2 separate regions of the Homo sapiens genome follow, and region 2 is linked to region 1. The links are chromatin contacts, found by Hi-C or POLR2A ChIA-PET in ENCODE. All regions are on one chromosome and are shown on one strand. Each heading gives the region's core, a stretch centred on a gene start or an enhancer-like site at or near the end of the contact. The rest is flanking DNA. Distances are from core to core; before and after follow the strand shown.

Region 1 (6,356 bases), core at 825-3,324:
TCTTTAAACAGCTCTTTGTTAATCAGAGAAATTTATAATTATACATTTTGATTCTAAAAGGTCTAAAATTAAAATGTAGACACTGTACTGTTCTAGCTCCAGCAACTAAAAATAAATGTAATTTTAGGTGTCACTTAGAATTTATAAACTTGAACTTATATGCATGACAATATTTGTTAATTTATCTGTACTAACAACTTGGCCTATGACAATGAAAATACTTTAAATTTCTTTTCTGTATTTAAATGTTTGCTGGATTTAAAACATCAAATGTCATTAACTTTCACTTCCATTTCTGAATTATTTTAAGAAAACTTCATTTTTCATTTTCCACACTAGCCAAGTGAAAAACTGCAAGCAGCAGAAAAATTTATCTAAGAGTTTTAAAAGTAAGTTTCTTTTGTTTATATTAAATATAAATATTTTTAAAGCATAAAACGACTTAAAATTCTTATCTTCCCCAAAGTATATGGTTTCTAAGAAGCAATCTTTAAAAATTTGTTTATAAAAGCAACATAGCACACTAGACACTAATGAGTTATCTTAAGCACAGCTTTTTAAGAGAATCAATATTTCATTTTACCAGTTGTGACTAATCAGTACTACGATGCAGTGTAGTGACATACATGAGTTCTAAGCCTAAAGAAAATTTCAGCGCGCTCGCGCGCGCACACACACACATACACACACACACACAAAGTCGGCTTTTCTTTTTAAACCATCCCACAATTCAACACCTCTCGGTGGTATTCTCTGAATTATCATATCTGGCTGGGATTATCCAATTTTATTAGCTAACAGTTCTCATTACTTTAAAAACAGAAACAGGATATGTTCTGTTTCATCAAGTGCTACAAACATTTCGCTGCTGTAAGACTGGAGGGAAAAAATCTTTGGAAATAAAAGGCCATCTGATCCACTCGGGCTAATTACTAAATGCATGCCAACAATACACAATTCGAATTGCATTTCTGGACACAATTTAAGATCACGATAGGGCAGGTCAAATGTGTAAGGAACTACTACTTCTATCAAAATGAAGAAGCAGATATACGGTATCTAAGATCTCACGCAAAATTCATCTAAGACTTCGAAATCTTCTGAAAAGAAAATGTGTAATCAACGTTGTTAATACAACAGTAATTCATCCCATTCAAGTACGACTAGAAATCCCGCTGATGTGCTTCTTTCAGGTCTAAACATCTCATTCTTTCGCAATCCAGATACCAACAGGAGTCTGAAACCCTTCGCAGAGGCGTGCAACACACTAGGAGAGCGCTATCTGTTTACAAATACGAATCTCAGTTACCCACGTCAAAACCGCGCATTACCACCTTTCGACTGGGGGGCGGGGGAGAGAGAAGGCGGGCGAGCAAGAAACAAAATCCACACAGACACCTCTGCCTTCTCCCTACAAGGACGAGCCCGGGGAAACATTCAGTATGTATTATATGCGTGTATACATTTATATACATTATGTAGTCACCTATGTCTAAGCAAGGGTGAAAGAAAAAGGTACACATGACAGGGAATCGTAACTGGACCCAACAGAAATGTTCAAACCAATCCCGTTAACTCAAAATCCGCCCCGCTGGTCTACAACAGGTTTCGGTCCGGGACCGGGAGCCCCAGCCACAGTGTGGAGTTCGTCCCCAAAGCGCCCCAATGCCCTCCTCAGGCCGCCCAGGCCGCCGTCCCCACCTCCCTTATCTCAGCCTTCCCCTGGGACACCCGAAGCCCGTTCCAGGAAAGAAAGAAGTGTCAGGCCCCCAGGGGGCGGCTGAGACGCTCTCAGGCCAGGCCCCCGACACCTGCGAAGCGCGGCACCTGGGGAGGGCGAACCGGGGGCCGCCCGGCCTTCCCGAGCACACCCCCTCGGTACCCGACGCTGCCCCGCGGCCGGAACCTCGTACCTGCGAGGCCCGCGAGCTACAGGCGCGCGCGACGCCTCCTCATCTCAGTGGCTCCTGCTCTCCCTCCGCCTCCTGCTGCCGCCGCCGTCGCCGCTGCCGCCGCTGGAGGCCGGGACACGACTAGCTCAGGACTCCACCGCCATGTCCGCCGCGCCGCGAACTGCATTGTGGGGGGGAAGGGATGGGGAGGGGGAGGAGGAGGGAGAGGGAGAGGGAGAGAAAGAGGAGGACCCGCTGAGGGGAGGGGGCGAGGGAGAGCGGTTGCCGGGGGAGAGGGGGAGGGGAGAGGACAGAGCCTGTAATGGGGTCCTGGCCCGGGAGAGGAGGAGCTACGCGCAGAGGGAAGGGTTCAGGGGTGCCCCCTCCCTTCGTTCGGGGGGCCCCACAGGCACCGTTTACACCGGGGCGGGGGAGGGGGGAAACAGCACTGGGGGGAGGGGTCTCGTGGTGGCCGCGAAGAAACAATGGGGAGAAGGCCGAGGTAGGAGGATCGCGCACTCACACCCACGCGGAGGGAAGGGAGCGCGCGAGAGACACTCGTTAGCTCGCGAGGAGGGGGCGGGCCGCTGGCAGAGGGGAGGAGGGAGCCACCCGGGGCTCGCGGGCAGGGGCGGGGCCGCCGAGCGGAGGTCGCGAGGTCCCGCAGCCCGCCTGGGCGCCGCGGGTTAGCCGCGCTGATTCGCCCGCTTGCCGGAGTGGGTGGGGGTGGCGGGCGCCCCAGTGCTGCCCCAGTCTGGTTCCTAGTCTCTGCCGAGGCCCCCGAGCTGGAAGCCGAGCCCGAGGGCCGCCTCGGCGCCTCGCTCCCAAGGCTGCTCCCCCTGGGGAGGAAGGCCGGCCTGGAATGGGTACCCTCTGGCCTGGCACTCGGACTGGGCGTGGCCCGAGCCTCGGCGGACCCTCGGAAGCCCAAGCGGGCTTCGGAGCAACGGTAGGGAGCGGGGCAGAGGAAGCCGCCAGGGTCGACCCCCACCCACTCACCACGGCCTCCAGCCCACCGCAGCTGGACCTTTTTTCCTTTGAAAAGGCAGGCAGTTCAGGAATGAAGGAGCTCGAAGAGAAATCTCTGGAGCACTCCATCTCCCACCCCCAAAAGAGGTTTTAGAAATCATTTCTTTAGCTGCAGGCGGGCATAAAACCATCTACCATCAATGGGCCCCCTCATCCCCTTGCTTTTAACGTATTACATTCCTCTACATAATTATTTAAAGTCACGGGCGGAACGGACTTAAGGTTTTGTTAGTTTTGTTTTTTGTTGTTTTTTTTTAAGACCCCAGCCTCAGAGATTATTTAGCCAATCTCTGACCTCAAAGCTGGACAAAGCACACAACCTCTGTGCTCTGTGCCCAGTCCTTTGAGTTTGACACATGCTAGGCAGGAAAAAGGTATGAAAAGAGTGGACGTAGAGGTGAAGGGAAGATGTTAAATCTTAAGTATTTACAAGATAGTGCCTTATAAATTTTCTTATAATGTGACTCAGGCTGGGACTGGTTAGAGGTCACAGAGGGACGCTCCACTTCACGATAGCCCTGTGAGTTACGTACTGTTGCTCTCATTTACGGATGAAAAAACTAGGGTTCAGAGTTAGTGCATTTTACCCCAATCTGGCTGATGCTACAAGGCCCAGGTATAATGGATAGAGGACTGGATTTCAAGTCAAAAGAGCCCTACCTGGTTTTGGCGTTTATCAACATGATGCCTTTGAGCAAATGTACCCTCTTGAGTTTCCTCATCTGCAAATTCTTAATCTGTATCCCTGCTTCGCTTGACTAGCCTGGAAACAAAGAAAAAATCCCTACTTCACCCGGCTGAAAGCCTAAAGCCTATAGAGACACTAAGAAGATACCGACATGCCCTTCAATTCAGTGATAGCAGTGTCCTTAGAACAAGTTCAATTGAGTAAACATTTCCTAATTACTTAAGAGCAAAGCGTTGTTAGGTGCCTAGGGAAACAAAGACAAATCATTGCTTCCTGTCTCCAAAAAGTTCCCCATTGAGCAAGCAGGTGAGCTACAATAAAAGCAACAGGTCTTATTAACAAAGGGCTGGGCAAATCCAGAGGAGAGTGTGATAAATTCCACTTTGGTGAGACTTCCGTGGAAGAACTAAAAGCTGGACCTTGAAGATCTGTCTGCTGTGTGCCAGACACATGTCTGTGATTCAGAGGGCAGCATTGACTCTGGAGTGTGCAGAAGATAATGAATCTGGAAAAGAAAACTGGGGCCAGACTGAAAATTTCAGTGCCTCTCTGCCCTTATCCCCTCCAGATACTCTCTTCTACTACCTTGCTTATTCCCCAAGACCCAGCTCAACCTCTACCTTCTTTATTAAATCTTCCTGATTACCACCCCTCCTCTGCACTCCACTGAATGTGATCCCTCTATTCTCTGAATTCCGTGACCCCAATAGATTGTACACTTCAGCACAGATACTTACAAGGTATTCCTTCTGATACCTACATAGTTGTCGAGTTGAAAATTTTGACAACTATAATTTTATCATCACAGCTAGAGCAAGTATGGTTCTGACACAAAGAATAAGGAAATTTATGGAGTATAAGGTTTAATTCATGCCCAGGGTCATACAGTAAGTCACAGGCTGGACTAGAATACCAGCCCTGTATTCTTCCCATTGAACCACAGGTTTTTGAGATATAAAATGGTAAATGTCTGATTTCTATGTAAAAATCCTCTGAGGACTTAAACTTTCAAGGGAAATCTCATGATTGTGGTTAAGCCTCCAGTCTGGAAGTTCTGAAAACTTAGTTTCATCCAAACCCAGGTGAAAATAACTTGCAGTAAAAATCTTATTTCATTGTATCTCATGAGGAATATAATTACTCAGTGGATCAATATTCATATTCTGTTGTCTTCCTAGGTGAATAAGAAAACTTAGTAAAAAACTAATAATATTGAATGAAAAGGTGACTTGGTAAGTAAAATTATAACAAGAAAGGTGCCTAGTCCCAGCACTTTGGGAGGCCGAGGTGGGCAGATCACTTGAGGTCAGGAGTTCAAGACCAGCCTGGGCAACATGGTGAAACCCCATCTCTACTAAAAATACAAAAATTAGCCAGGCATGGTGGTGGGTGCCTGTAATCCCAGCTACTCAGGAGGTTGAGGCAGGAGAATCGCTTGAACCCGGGAGGCAGAGGTTGCAGTGAGCCGAGATCATGCCTCTGCACTCCAGTCTGGGTGACAGAACAGGACTCCATTTCAAGAAAAAAGAAAGGTGCCTAAGTCTGTTCAAACCAAGTTTTGCTGTTTGATCATAAAGGGCCCTGTATGCCACTGGAAAAAAAGCAGGCTTTATATTATAGTTATTGGGGAATCACTGATCACTTGTAAGCAGAGATAAATACAATCAGACCTGCTAAGCTGTTTCTCTGAGCCCCATTTTTTTTTTTCCTGTGTACTTGATTTCTCCAAGGAGAGAGACTATAGGCCCTGGGTGATAATGATCTCTAGTGAAAAACAGTGCATCACCCCCATGATGTGGTCCTAACCAAGTCTCCTTTACCTTTGTATTTTCAGCACCCAGCATAATCCTGACACATATAGAAAGCACTCAGAAATTGCTTGTTGACACTCTAAATTGTCTATAAAGCATAAGATATGGTCAGTGTCTAAAATTTTTGTGATTCTTGCAAAGATCATGACAATACCAAAGCTCTTGAGGTGTGTGCTCACCTCAAGATAGTGTAAAGGATTTACTTCTCTTTGTCTGTTTGCATTCTTAAAAGTCAATGAGATGAAAATGTGTAAAAATGCCTATTTCATAGTAAATGTTCCACACAAATGAATTCCCTTTCTTCTTAAAATTTAGTTTCTTCTCATCTGCCCCATTTGGATTTCATGTGCCCTTAGACTCACACTAGCACATGTGTGTACTTTCTACCTGTTGATTCCATTTCATCTGTCCTGAGGATTCTATGCGTGGAATTTTAAACTACAGCCACACCCTGCAGCTTACTTCATTGAAACATTAGAAACAGTCAGTTTTTCTTAAGGTGGCATTTTTTTAAGTGAATAAGATTTTAGAATTTAAAAGGACATTAGCGTTCATAAAGTTAGAGATATCAAGAACATATATACATGGCAGAAGATGATGCTATAAAGTTAGACTAGGACCGCATCATTGTTAAAAAAGCAAGTTTTTATTCTGAAGTTAATGGGCAATCATGGAACATCTGTAAACAAGGAGAGAGATGTTCAGACTTGCCTTATACAGCAGGTGTTCGTCTGACTTCTGTTTGTACATTCATAGCTATAGAGAGCTCATTCCTTACCAAATCTGCCTGTTCCAGGAAAAAGAAGTACTTCCTCAACAGAGCTGGACTTTTCCTTCTGTGATACATATTTGTTGGTAATCCTGACCTTAGGAATAACATCAGCCTTCTTTATACATAAAAATGAGGGAGCCAGGCATGATGGCTCACACCTGTAA
Region 2 (5,742 bases), core at 18-2,517, 590 kb after region 1:
GGTTGGGTCCCATCTCTCTCCCCAGGAGGTCTTGATAACTACCCCCCTACCACAATAGTCCTGAATAGAGCCTTCCTTACCAGTTTAACTAGTGGCAGAATGATTTTGTCCTTAACACCATGGGAATGTCCCTCCCTCTCCTGTAGGAGATGGGGGCTGACAGGGAAAGGGGCTCTTTCCCAGGAAACGCAGCTTCTTCATGGCAGTTACACAGGCTGGAAACCCGGGGCCTGGCTCCCCTTCCTGTCCCCCAGCCCACATCCAATCGGCCCCCACATCCTGAAGCTCCCCCTTTTGAAAACAGTTCTCACGTCTGTCCCTTTTGTCTGCACTGCCGCATCTCCCCCAGGCTGCCCCTTCTCGGCCCCCTGCCTGCCCCAGAATCACCCCCTCTCCACTCAGCACCTGAGGGGTCTCCCAAGCTCCAAACTGGCCTGTCGCTCTTCTGCCCAAAAGCATCTCATGGTTGCCGCAAGCCCACGTGTGGCGATGGGACCTATGGGCCTGCTGGCCTCTGCGCTCCGGCCGCTGCACCTGGCATCTGCTGTCACCTCTGCCTAGAGCACGCTTCCTGGATCTCTTGTCATTTGAGCAGCCTTTAGGAGGTGTTCTCTGGTGCCTGTTTGAACTCACACAAGACCCCCCTCTTTCCCCGCCACAGCTCTTGGCCCTGTGTTTGTCATCATGAGGCACCCTCGCCTCTCCTCACCTGATGGTGCTGGGTTTGTAATCACTCCCCAGCCACATCACTGGTTCTTCCCTCTAGTCCTGCAAAGTGTTTATCACACCCATGTTACAGATGAGAAAACCAGGACCCAGAGAGGCAGAGGGATTCACACACTGTCATGGCACCAGGGAGCTGTGATGCTAGAACGGGACCCCAGATCCCTCAGGCCCACACGCCCCTCCTGGACAGGGGTCCCGAGATGCTCTGGGTGGCTGACCTGTGGTGAGAGGCGCCGGGTCCTCAAGAAGAAGCCGAGGAGGCAGCCCACGATGACAGACAGCACAGACAGGATGAGGAGTCCATTCCGCCTGCACACGTCCCTCCCCCGTGCCAAGATGGCATGCGGCACCATGGTGAGCCTGGCCTGCTGGCAAGGGGCACAGCACCATTCCACGCATGAGAGCCCGGCCGGGGGCACAGGGTCTGGGCTGAGGGCTCTAGCCCCTCAGCAGGCAGGTGGTCGGAGTTGCTAAACACCAGTCGCCAGCCCCACGGCCATGCCCGTGTGGCCGCCTTAGAGGGAAGCCACAATCCTATTACCAGCTGCATCATTAGGAGCTGGGAGCAGATTAGGGCCTGGGAAATTAGAGCAGACCACGTGGTCTAGGAGTTCAGGCCTCAAAGCCAAGCGTTCCTCTTAAACAGTTGAGTGGACCAGGTACTGGAAGGAACAAGAGGAACATTTGCTTGGTTGGTTTGATCTTTACCCCTGCTTCCTTCCAGAAAGAATCAAAAACAAGACAGTAAGATATCAGTTTCCCTCAACATTAATTAAGCATTTACTATGCACCAGGTGCCATTCTAGAAGAGTGTTACATGTACTGGCATATTTAATCCTAACACCAATCCCAAGAAATAAGTACTATTAATATCACCATTTTACAGATAAAGAAACTGAGGTGGGTGGGTGCATGTGCTGCGGGCCAGGCCTGTGCTGGCTGCCTTAGCTATGCCAATCATAGGGAATTGTCCCAAAGATCCCAGGGTTCCCACCTTCATTTTTCAGAAAGGGAGGCTGAGACCCCAGAAGCCAGTCCCTTGGCCATGGTCACAGAGGTCAGAAGTCAGGGCTAGGCCAGTCTGTTTCCACCACATGAACAGGCAGATAGGTTCAAGGGTGCTTGGCAGTATTGTGGGGAATGTAGATTCGAGTCCAGGGGACCTGAGTTCAAAGGTGGGCTGTGCCACTCACCGGGAAATGGGACGTAGATGCTTCAGGGCTGTTTCAAGCCTGGTGCTGGGCACCCTGCAGGCTCTCTGGGCCTATTATTTTTTAAAGATGACAGAGCCCAAGAGACCCACATTCGGGTCCCAGCTCTGCCACTTACTAGCTGTGTGACCTCAGACAAGCATTTCATCTCACTGTGCCTCAGTTTCTCCATCTGTAAAATAGAGATGATAACAGCATCTACTTTGTTAGGGCTGGTACAAAATTCCACCCAGAGGGTATTTGGAAACGCAGTGTGAACCCTGGTGTGCTGAACAGGGGAACGGACTCTTAGGGTCATTATCACACTTAGTGCTTTGGAGAATAGGTGTCTTTTTGCTATTTCTTGTGGCCTGGCCTGCCCTGCCCTGTAAAGCCTGGGGGAATTAACCCTCGTCTATTTCACCAGAGATCTGTAATCTCATTAGGAGCAGTCAGGCAGCAGGCAGCAGGGAATGGGAAGTGCAGTCTGCAGTGAGGGTGGGAGGTAAAGGGTGGGGTGCACACAGGGGCTTCCTCCTCCTGACATAGGAGACAGGGGCAGAGGATGAAGAGGACGGGCCAAGTGGGGCATAGGGGAGAGGTGGGGAGAGGGGACTGGGGCACAGGCTCTGAAGCCATGGACAGAGCTCCTGACTGAGAAGATTCTGATCCCAATTTAATCAGCTCTGTGACCTTGCCGTCTCTGGGTATCAGTCTTGTCCTTTTTAGAATGAGAGAAATGGGCCCAGGTACCTTTGTCAAAGGAACTTCATTTCAACAAACCAATCTTCCAAAGCCCCTGCTCTTTGCAGTAGCTTGGGGTGGGGGGTGGGGGTGAATACAAGTCTGAGAGTTTTTTTTCCTCTGACTTTGACTCTTAAAACCAAAAGTTTCTTGCTACACCTTCAACTCCAACAAATGCCTCATTTTCCAAATAATCAGGTGGTTAGTTACTTCCCAGAAGAGAAAATATGCTAAGTAGGTATTTGGATTTGGGTTTTGATCAACTCCTGGGCTCAAACAATCCTCCCATCTTGGCCTCCTAACGTGTTGGGACTGCAGGCATGAGCCACCACACCCAGCCCAGACCTGGCCTTTAGCTGTGCCATGATATAGGTGAGTCTTGCTTTCTACCACAGCTCCATGACTCCCATTCCCAGGACGTGCCCTATAGCCACCACTGACTCCTCTCTCCCACAGGCTGAGCCTACCACTACCTGCCTACCAGACTACAGCCATTCTTTCCACTGTTCCTACGGTCTTCAACAGGAGAATTTCAACTCACTCTAGCAAATGTTCTTATAGCACCATTTAGTGTGCCACACCCCCTGGGTACTAGAAACACAACAGTGAATCAGACAGTACCTGCCCTGCCTTCAGGAAGCTTATAAGAAAGTGGAGAGACCCCAAGAACGGACTAATTCACACTAAAGTGTAAGTGACTGATAATGAGTTTACTAAGAATATTTGCAAATCAAATCAAGTCTCCTGGGTCAGAACCCTATAATAGTTCACCATTGACAAAGAATCAACTGCCTTTTACAATGTCACTAGATGTGCAAGACAATTTTTCCATAATTACATCAAAAGGAAGTTTGGGAAATGCTGGACGAAACAAAAAGTTAAGCACGTTATTTCCTCTGAGACAGCTCAAAGTCAGACTGCTAGAGTTAAAACCTCAGCTCTACCTTCAACCAGCTGTGTGACCTTGGGAACATTTCTTAACTTCCCTGTAAAATGGGGATAATGCAACAGTACCTAGATCATAGGGTTTTGATGTGGGTCATACAGTGCTGCATGCGCCATGGTTAGAGCGTGGCCCAGTGCCTTGCAGATAGCCCCAGGTAGTTACTATGAAAGTCTTTACAGTAGCGGCTGTGTCGGAGGAAGTCACCAAGTGGAGAATAGAGAATCCCACCCCTCCTCTGGAGCAGAGAACTCCCTGGGCCTGGTGTTTGGAGAACACGCCTGGGAAACCCCGGTCTGCAGCATCGAGTCTATGCTCCCCTGCAAGGCACTTTCACCCTTTTCCTCACCCTTTCAGCATTACCTCCTACTCCTTCCGTCACCCCTCCAGCTCCTATGACACCAAACCACTGCAGGGTCCTGGAACGCTGCATCCTGTCTCAGGCTTCTGCACCTTTGCCTGTGCTATTTCCTTGGCCTAGAATGTCCTTCCTTGTCACGAAAGTTACAGGTTAAATCCCCCTCTTCTTCGAAGCCTTCCCTGATTACCCTAGATACAATACCTTCTCTTTTTCTCACTCTAACTCAGGCCCTTCACAGTCACCAGCTGGGGATTCACCTAGCTCCCTTTTAAGTGGCTCTGACAAGGAAATAAGAATCTATGAAAATAAAATCAAATCTCTGTTTGTTACCATGTCATTTGAAATCACCTCAATGGAGAATCCTCAAAGTTGGAGGGTATATTGGCAGGGGCAGCGGGGTGCTAGGGATAGCCTGAGGAGCAAGGTGTTGTATAATGGGCAGCAGGCGGCCTCAGAGATGCTTCTGGGGAGGCTTGAGCTGGACAGACTGAGATGCTATGGCAAAGAAGAGACATGGTGTTGGCGAAAATGAACGCCAAGTCACAGGTGCAGCTGCCTCACCCTGCAGAAGCAGGTGTGCAGTTGAGCTGTTCTTCACCGGGCCCTCTGCTTGGGTTATGCTGTGGGGAGAGCAGCAGGGGTTGACTTATTTGCTAATGATTAATGATTAATGATTCGCCAGGGCTACAGGCAGGGCCAACCCAGCCTGGGAAGGCGGGGATAGGAAGGCTTCCCAGAGGAGACGTGGTTTAGGCAGAGGCCTCAATAAGCCAGGGAAGGGGGTGCTGGTCAAGGGAGAGGGGAGACGACAGTCTGATTTAGGCCGGAGGCGTGACAGCAGGGCCTCCCAGGGCTAGCAGTGCATCGGTGGGCTGCAGTGGCCATCGGGGCTGGGGCCTTACACCTTCCACCATGTGTCAAAATGAGTTTAGGTCTGGCCGGGTGAGCTCCCATCTGGGTCTGTCGTGACGACAGCTCGGGGTATGTTGGCTGCTTTCCAGAGACATACCAGAGGCGCCTTAATCTCCCTGACACGTCTTCCCAGCTCGCTGGAAGCTGGGCCCTTCCGGGAAGGTTTTCTGTGGGCAACAAATGCAGCTGATCCAGCTGGGTGTGGATTCCTGCGAGCTTTAGTCACCGAGGGGCTGTCCTGACCTCGCTGAGGGCTAGTCCTTTCCCACATTTGCCTCAGAGGATGGGAGAAAGTGACTCTGTGGTGGCAACTCAGACACACGCCTTCCTTTTTCCCTTCCAGTCCCCCGTCTAAATCTGTCACTTAATGGAAATGAGGCCTGGGCGCCCATAAGCCCCTGAGCCGCTCTGTGTTGAGCACCGACTGTGTACCAGGCTCTGGCTGGGTACTCTGACACCTTCACCTAGAAGGGCCCTGACCAGGGGGAGCCAGGGACCCCTCCACATTCACTGGGTCAGTCAAGCCTGGGGGCTCTAAGTCTGTGCAGTACAATTACATAGCATCCATTACACTACTTAAATTGAAATTAATCAAAATTAAATAGGACCAGGCCCAGAGGTTCATGCCTGTAATCCCAGCACTTTGGGAGGCTGAGGTGGGAAGATGGCTTGAGCCCGGGAGTTTCAGACCAGCCTGGGCAACATGGGGAGACCCTGCTTATACAAATAATTTTAAAAATTCACTGGGCATGGTCGTGTGTGCCTGTGGTCTCAGGTACTTCGCAGGCTGAAGTGAAAGGATCATTTGAAGCCTGGGAATTTGAAGTTGCAGTGAGCCGTGATGGAACTGCACTCTATGCTGGGCA

What was found. A loop is a pair of places that touch in the nucleus more often than their neighbours do. ChIA-PET counts read pairs that join two places held with the same protein, here RNA polymerase II (POLR2A).
Region 2: a map of HepG2 shows a loop between it and region 1 (5-fold over the local background). The contact joins the promoter of SLC1A7 here to the promoter of TUT4 in region 1. A Hi-C loop is called at or near these places in 1 of 168 maps with a recorded cell type or tissue (HepG2). POLR2A ChIA-PET finds 5 or more read pairs at or near these places in 2 of 52 experiments (BJ and WTC11).

Annotation. Positions count from the first base shown.
Region 1 is chr1:52,551,018-52,557,373 of GRCh38, forward strand. It overlaps TUT4 (terminal uridylyl transferase 4), which reads right to left and starts at 2,075. Exons shown (of 30, transcript NM_001009881.3): 1 at 1,914-2,075. LOC105378723 (a long non-coding RNA gene) reads left to right here. Exons shown (of 4, transcript XR_007066083.1): 3 at 340-389; 4 at 1,224-1,820. RefSeq lists silencers at 1,688-2,017, 2,088-2,217, 2,258-2,367, 2,378-2,777.
Region 2 is chr1:53,141,371-53,147,112 of GRCh38, forward strand. SLC1A7 (solute carrier family 1 member 7) reads right to left here and starts at 1,268. Exons shown (of 11, transcript NM_006671.6): 1 at 945-1,268. The coding sequence starts at 1,079.